Linked DNA regions of Homo sapiens: region 1 is linked to region 2. The links are chromatin loops, found by intact Hi-C in ENCODE. Cell type or tissue: sigmoid colon. All regions are shown on one strand. Region 1 overlaps TLR5 (toll like receptor 5). Region 2 overlaps DISP1 (dispatched RND transporter family member 1).

Region 1 (4,000 bases), 140 kb before region 2:
GAACCAGGGCTGGGGTGCTCACGGGCCAGCGCGAATTCTGGGTGGGCGTGGGCTTGGCAGGCCCTAACTCGGAGCAGCCAGGGGCAGTGAGGGGCTTAGCACCCGGGCCAGGAGCTGCGAAGGGGGCCCCGGGTCCCCCAGCACTGCCGGCCCCGCCGGCGCCACACTCGAATTCTCGACGGGCCTCAGCCGCCTGCCTGCAGGGCAGGGCTCGGGACCTGCAGCCCGCCATACCCGAGTCCCCCTGTGGTGGGCTCTCACGCGGCCAAGCCTCCCCAACGGGCGCCGCCCCCTGCTCCACGGCGCCCGGTCCCATCGACCACCCAAGGACTGAAGAGCACAGGCGCATGGGGTGGGACTGGCGGGCAGCTCTGCCCCTAGCCCTGACGCGGGATCCACTAGGCAAAGCCAGCTGGGCTCCTGAGTCAGGTGGGGACTTGGAGAACTTTTATGTCTAGGTAGAGGATTGTAAATACACCAATCAGCACCCTGTGTCTAGCTCAAGGTTTGTAAATGCACTAATCAGTGCTCTGTGTCTAGCTAATCTATTGTAAATGCACCAATCAGCACCCTGTCAAAACGGACCAATCAGCTCTTTGTAAAACAGACCAATCAGCTCTGTGTAAAATGGACCAATAAGCAGGATGTCGGTGGGGCCAGATAAGGAAATAAAAGCAGGCTGCGGCGGCCAGCAGTGGCAGCCCACTGCGGTCGTCTTTCACACCGTGGAAGGTTTGTTCTTTTGCTCTTTGCAGTAAATCTTGCTGCCGCTCGCTCTTTGGGTCTGCACTACATTTATGAGCTGTAACACTCACTGTGAAGGTCTGCAGCTTAATTCCTGAGGCCAGCAAGACCATGAACCCACAGGGAGGAATGAACAACTCCGGATGGGAAGAATGAACAACTCCAGACGCGCCACCTTAAGAGCTGTAACACTCACCGTGAAGGTCTATAGATTCACTCCTGAAGCCAGCGAGGCCATGAGCCCCCCAGAAGGAAGAAACTCCGAACACGTCCAAACATCAGAAGGAACAAATCCCAGACACACCACCTTTAAGAACTGTAACACTCACCGTGAGGGTCCACGACTTCACTCTTGAAGTCAGTGAGACCAGGAACCCACCAATTTCGGACACAGTATGATAAATAAGCAAATAGACAAGACAAGTAAGGGCTTGTGATCATTGCTTTGATGGAAATAAGATGGTTTTTGAAAGAGTAACACGGCAGGGGATTTATTTCAAATAGTGTGTGCAGGAGAAGTCTCGCTGGGGAAACACTGATGTGAGATCTCGCCACAGTAAGAGCAGAGAGAAGAGGGTTCACATGAAGGAAGCAGCACTTGCGAAGGTCCTGAGGCTGGAAAGAGTTTGGAATGCGTACCATGTGTGTATTCCAGGATGGCTGGTACTTCCACCCTAGGACCTTGGTGCTGGCTGCTCCTTTCCCTCAAACGTTGGGCCTCTCCACATCCTTTCCTTACTTCTGTTAGACACCTGCTCTAATCTCATTACATCAGAGACACCCTTCCTGACTCCTCTCTATAAACAGCAGCCACCACCCGAGCCATGGCACCCCCATCTCCTTTTTCCCACTTTACTTTCTTCCATTGCATTTACCTCTGCCTGTCAGTACCTATTTCCTCTTCCTTTTGTTATCACCTCTTCCGTCCACCAGAATGTAAGCTCCATGAGGGCAGGCTTGGTCCATTTTGCTCACAGCTGTATCTCCAGCTCCTAAAACAATGCCTGAGGCTTGGTGTGCTGGCTCATGTTTGTAATCCCAGCACTTTGAGAGGCCAAGGCCGGTGGATCACTTGAGGTCAGGAGTTCAAGACCGTCCTGGGCCAACATGGTGAAACCCCATCTCTACTAAAAATACAAAAATTAGCTGGGCGTGCTGGCACACATTTCTAATCCAAGCTACTCAGGAGGCTGAGGTGGGAGGATCACTTGAACCCGGGAGGCGGAGGTTGCAGTGAGCTGAGATAGCACCGCTGCACTCCAGCCTGGGTGACAGTGTGAGACCCTGTCTCAAATAAATAATAAATAAAACAGTGCCTGACACATAATGGGTGCTCAGCAAATTTTTTTAATGAGTTATTGAGGAGAAAAACTATTCAAGATAATGTTGACAAGACAGCCAAGAGCTGAATCATGTAAGTACTCACAGGATTTTATTCCAAGTACAGCAGGAAGGAAGGGAAGGGCCCTGTACAAAGAGGAATGATATAAACCAGATTATGTTTTTGAAAGAACATGCTGGCTGCTGGCTGGAAAATGAAAGCAAGACCAGAAATAAGAGAGCCAGTGAGGAGTCTCCAGTCTGGCCCATGCAAAGAGATGGCGGCGGCTTACAGTAGGGCAGTGGATAGGCTTGGGAGGTGGCACCAACAGGACTTGCTGAGGGATTGGATATTGGGGGGATGTTTAAAAGAATGATGTTTAAAAGACTCTGCTGTGTTGTCACCCTGAGACTCTGGATGGATATGGTGAAGCCATTTACTGAGATGGGGGAGAAATTCAGAGTGGTGATAAACATTCTCACCAAGTTTTTCCTAACGATTATTAGATGCCTGAGTTTGAAACTTTGAGTCAATCCAGGCATCCATGCCTACTTCTGATTTGCTGTAGCTTGTGTGCCACAGCCTCCCAGTTTCTGTGGAAACCCCACCATACATCAGCCCCAGCACAAAGCACAACCTCGTCAGAGCTAGCCCACCTCCAGCACCGTGACTGCTCCAGGCTTAATCTCTCCTGGTGTTGACACTTTTGCCAGTGATGGTGTCTCATGGGATTCATGCTCTTTATAAACCATTGCCTTCTTCCTATTTCTTTCATTTATTTTTCCTCTCATTCTCCTGCCCTCTGAGCTATATAACTCTTCCTTTACCTTCCAACAGAGGCCTTTCATTACATTTAAAGCAAATGGAATGCATAGTAGGCACCAAAGATGGAGGTGCTGTGCAAATAATAGACACCAAGCTCTCTGCAGGTGGGGTCCTTGTGTGTTTTCTCTTCATAGCACCCAGCACAATACTTGGAACATAAGCCAGACACGTTCATTGAGCACCATTTCTGCTGCACCCATGAAAAAAACACTCAACCCAGACAGATGGTTAGCTCCCCGACAGGACTTAAGCAAGTGGGCCAGTCTCTGTTTATTGTCGTACACTCACACAATCACACAGCTGCCAGGCGAGCACTAGGCACTTATCACACTTTTATTAAACCGATCACATCTGGCTCTTTGTGGGGTGCCAGAAAGTGCCCAATTTCTGCATGATGGGATGGACTGTGTGTGGAGTAAGGTCGGATAAATGGAGATGGGCCAGTAGCCTAGACAAATTAAGGGAGAAAAACAGTGAATTTATTTTCCACTCATCAGCCGAGCTTTCTGTGGGCTAGGAACGGGGTACCCGGCTGAAGTGAAGCAACATTGTGTCTCTTCCTGCTGTTTTCTCCACCTCCCCTCAGCAAATCATGAATGAATAAACAAACGAATGAATGAAGAAACATAGAGTTATTATAAGGATTAAGTGAAGGCAGGGTGCAGTGGCTCATGCCTGTAATCCCAGCATGTTGGGAGGCCAAGGTAGGAGGATCGCTTGAGCTCAGGAGTTGAAGACCAGCATGGGCAACAAAGCGAGACCCCCATCTCTATATTTTTATTTTAATTTAGAATAATAAATAAAATTTTTTTAAAAGAAAAGATTAAGTGAAATGTTTTTTAAGTACCTAGAATAGTGCCTAGTATACAGAAAATTCAACGTAAGTGTTTGATAGAGAGCAAGAATAGGCCAGGTGTGGTGACTCACATCTGTAATCCCAACACTTTGGGAGGTTGAGGCAGGCAGGTCACTTGAGCCCACAAGTTGGAGACCAGCCTGGGCAACATGGTGAAACCCCATTTCTACTAAAAATACAAAAATTAGCCGGGTACAGTGGCACGTGCCTGTAGTTCCAGCTAATCAGGAGGCTGAGATGGAAGGATGGCTTGA
Region 2 (4,000 bases):
CTCTGCTAAAAAAAAATACAAAAACTAGCCGGGCATGGTGGTGCATGCATGTAATCCCAGCTACTCAGGAGGCTGAGGCAGGAGAATCGCTTGAACCTGGGAGGCGGAGGTTGCGGTGAACCGAGATCGCGCCATTGTACTCCAGCCTGGGCAATAAGAGCGAAACTCCGTCTCAAAAAAAAGAATATGCTATCTGAACACCAGTGATGAAACTATTAATGAGCTATGAAAGCAAATGTGTTTTTCCAGAGAGTAAGGCAGTGGACAAGGAAGCAAATCACTTGTATACAAAAATCTTAATTTTTCAATCCCATTTTTTCACTTATGCATTCTTAAAAATACATCTTGAATTTCCAAGAGAAATTAGGAGATTTTGCTATCTTTGGAACTAAAATTATCCTCACAGCCATAATTCTGGAACATGTACTGAGCAAAGAAATGTATTTTGTTACAGACATTTGGGTTGTAACAAATGTAAACCCTCTCTCTGCCACTAACTTTTTCTTTTAACTAAATAGAAATTCATGGATCTATGACTAATTTACTCCCTGGAGAGAAACAACTATAGATTCATCACAGTCTTTCTGCTTGAGTAAAGATTTCATTTTATGTTAAAAAAATTTGAGACAGTAAGTAGAGACTGTCAACATCAGTTGGAAAAGAAAAATTGAGGTTACCACAAAGAAACCTCCTAGGAAAACATTAGATCCCTCTGAAGTTTCTATACAAATGGACGTGACAAACAGATGATGGAAACACCCAAACCACACTACAGGTAAAACATGAAACCTGTTTGATTTACAGTGCTGCCTTCTTTAATTCTGCTTTTGCAATCTCTTACCAGAAACACCTGTGAAAGGAGGCTAGCCAGGGAGTCCACTACATACTTTCATAGATGAAAAGCAGTCTTCCTCCATTTGTAAAACCCTTTGGATTTGCTACTTTTAATATCGACCTAATAAAACCTACGGATGACCTTCACCCTAACTTCAGTCTTGTGTTAGTAAAAATAAACAAATTTTTATTTTTACTAGTCTTGTCTAGTAAAAATAAACAAATCTAACCTCGGAGAGAGAAACTATCTTTTTCCAGCATTCACTTTTTAATAAAAACAAACCCAAATAAGCAGCAATAATCTTCAGTGGGAACATTTTTCTGTTCTTTGATTAGGTTTTTAGCGTTTTTTTCTGCTGGGAAAAGGCCCAAGGAAAGATGACATTTGCGCGTCCCACCACACACTCCCGCAGGCTGTAGTGTAGATAAGCTTGGGTCCTCAGACAGTCCACCAGCTGCAGTGTCATTCTTTCTCTCCCACTCAAGAAAGCATTTCTGTATGCAAGTGAGTGACAGTGACATTATTTGAGGGCTAAGCTCATATCTGTTTTTTAAAAAAGCAAAGCATGTACAAACTGGGGTTCTCATAATTAGTAACAAATTGCCCTTGGCACTTCACACTTGAGAACTGGAACAGCAGTTGAGAACCTTGGCTACAGTACTCTGATGACCAGTGAACTGCGGTATGTGTACATGTATCAGTCAAGAGGACAACTAATGAGACTGTAAAGTTCTCAGAAGGAGGGAGAGTGGGAGGTACCAAGCGGAGTAATCAAGATAATAGGGGTACAGAGGCAAGGGAAATTTTTAAAAAAGGTAATAGAAAAAAAGGAGTGTGAAAGGGGTAAAGTTAAGAAACAGAAAAAATGTGGAAAAGCTCCAAATTGTCTGTTTCTTTGTTTTGCTCACCTTTTTTCTCTTTTAATAATTTTTGGAAGGAGAAGGGGAGCTTGTAAAGCAAATAAGAATACTGAAATACAAAAACTTTCCCATCAGTCTAGAGAATTCTATTCTAGACATAACTGCAGAATTAACACCACAACTTACAAAGGGACAGTCTCAGGTGGGTGCGGTAACTCACGCCTGCAAATGTCAGTACTTTGGGAGGCCCAGCTGGGAGGATCGCTTGAGCCCAGGAGTTCAAGACTGGCCTGGGCGTGATAGTGAGCCCCTATCTCTATAAAAAATAAAAAAATTAGCTGGGGTGGTGGCATGCACCTGTAGTCCCAGCTACTCAGGAGGCTGAGAAGGGAGGATTGCTTGAGCCCAGGAGGTCAGTGCTGCTGTGAGGCAAGATTGCACCATGAAGAAAGCATACTTTCAGCTTTATGGTAGTAACCAAATTTTTAAGCAAAAAAGTGCTGTAAGTAGCACATTTTAACCTCAAAAGTCACATTGGATTGTATCATACTGTCTTTCTGTGAAAGGCTATTCTGCAAGTAGTAACTTCAGTTCAGCACTGGTAAGTTAGGAAGAAAATATTTGAAAATAAAAAAAATCCGCACTTTGATGAGCATTCTTTAAAAGATTCCCAACAAAAACAAAGCCATTCTTCATATTAAGTATTTCCATGAAACATCACTGGCACACTTGGGCTCTATCATGAAGATGAAACAGATACCCTGCAGACAAGCTAAGCTTGGCCTCTAACCCATTTTTCATGCACCAGAGCTCAATGTTTATGGTCTCTGTCAAGTGATTTTAAGGATAACAAAAACCACAACTACTTGTGTGATGCATTTCCTAAATGCTTACGAGATGCTGACTCAAAAGTGTTGGTCATCTTGGTGTCTAGAACTGTTAAAACTGAACAAAGTGCCAGCTTCTATACAAAATAAACTAGGAAGCATGAGAGAAAGGCTGGGAATGGCGGGACTAACATTTAAAGAGCACCTTGTAAATACTACGTACTTTATAAATGTTCAAAAAAGAAATGTAGCATATATTGAATAACTATTTTGAGCATGAAAAAAATACTTTTTTCTCTTTAAGAGAACAGTGAACTTAGAAATCAAAAGATGTGAAGTTAAAGTCTGGACCCTGAAACTTATTAGTTGAATGATCTTGATGATCTTGAGCAATTCCTTTAATTACTCAGGATTTGTGAGAAAGAGACAATACTTTAAAATGAGCTGGTGTGTGTAACAGTTTTCTATAAACTGTTGAGAATTATCCAAGAGAAAAAAGGTACTACTACCACACTGTTATTTTTTCATCCAAAAATGGCATTCAAACATCAGTTAGGAGTAATGCAAAGACTCATTTAGAGTAAAGCATAAAGTCCCTTTATTCATCAGCACTGTACGCTTTTATGATTTACTTAACAAGATCAACCGATTCTTGCTACTAGCTGAATATGACATAACAATCGATGTTGTCACACCCACAAGCCTAATTAGAATAAGAGACTGTCAGAACTGTAAGAAACCCTAAAAGTCATCCCACTTAACACCTTTATGAAACAAAGGAGAAAAGGGTCCAAGATCATAGAGCAAGTCAATGGCAGAGCCAGGTCTAGAATCCAAATATCTTGACTTGATCCCGTGCTTTATTGGCCACATACTGAAAAGGAAAAGCTGAACACTGATGCAGGCTATGAGGTATTGCTTGTGAACTGAAAATGAAAAGGAACGCAGAAATGGGAAGAGCTTCCTAATCAAAAGCAAATGGCACTTGTGCACAAGAGGGCATATGCAAGGATGTCCACTGAAGTGTGACTTACAATAAGGAAAATAAGTGAGAGCAACCTTAATCTTAATGTTCACTTATTAATAAGAAGATTCTTAAATAACCTTACTGTTCACTTGTTAATAAGAAGATTCTTAAATAAATGGCGGCACATCCATGCAATGGGGCACTACACAATGTGAGTACACATTCATATACAAACATATACATACACATACACTGATATGGAAAGAATTTTAAAACAAAATAATAAGTTTCAAAACAACTCATACTGTATTCATATGAAAAAAGAAAACTAAATACAAAATACGTAAATATATTTTAGAAGCTCAGAAGGGAACTTGGCAAATCAATAGACCTGTTTACCAGAGAGGAAAGAAAAGGATTAGGAAAAGAATAAAAAGTGAGTTTCATTTTGCATTTTTGAATTCCTCATGAGCATATGTTCATAAATTAGTTGTATAATTAAAAAGTGAAC

The links. A loop is a pair of places that touch in the nucleus more often than their neighbours do. Peaks named below come from ENCODE experiments on the same cell type or tissue, not always from the same donor. Only the 100,000 strongest peaks of a DNase experiment are listed, where the experiment ranks them.
Region 1: a loop joins it to region 2, with 2.3 times the contacts of the local background. A loop is called at or near these places in 1 of 110 quality-filtered maps.

Annotation. Positions count from the first base shown.
Region 1 is chr1:223,113,303-223,117,302 of GRCh38, reverse strand. The region is part of intron 5 of TLR5 (toll like receptor 5); the gene reads left to right. Among named protein-coding and RNA genes, the nearest start is that of TLR5, 28 kb to the left of the region's middle. RefSeq lists an enhancer at 279-780. In sigmoid colon, no CTCF peak of the experiment used is centred here; a DNase peak (open chromatin) is centred at 2,322.
Region 2 is chr1:222,973,221-222,977,220 of GRCh38, reverse strand. All of the region lies in intron 3 of DISP1 (dispatched RND transporter family member 1), which reads right to left. Among named protein-coding and RNA genes, the nearest start is that of DISP1, 160 kb to the right of the region's middle. In sigmoid colon, no CTCF peak of the experiment used is centred here; a DNase peak (open chromatin) is centred at 2,474.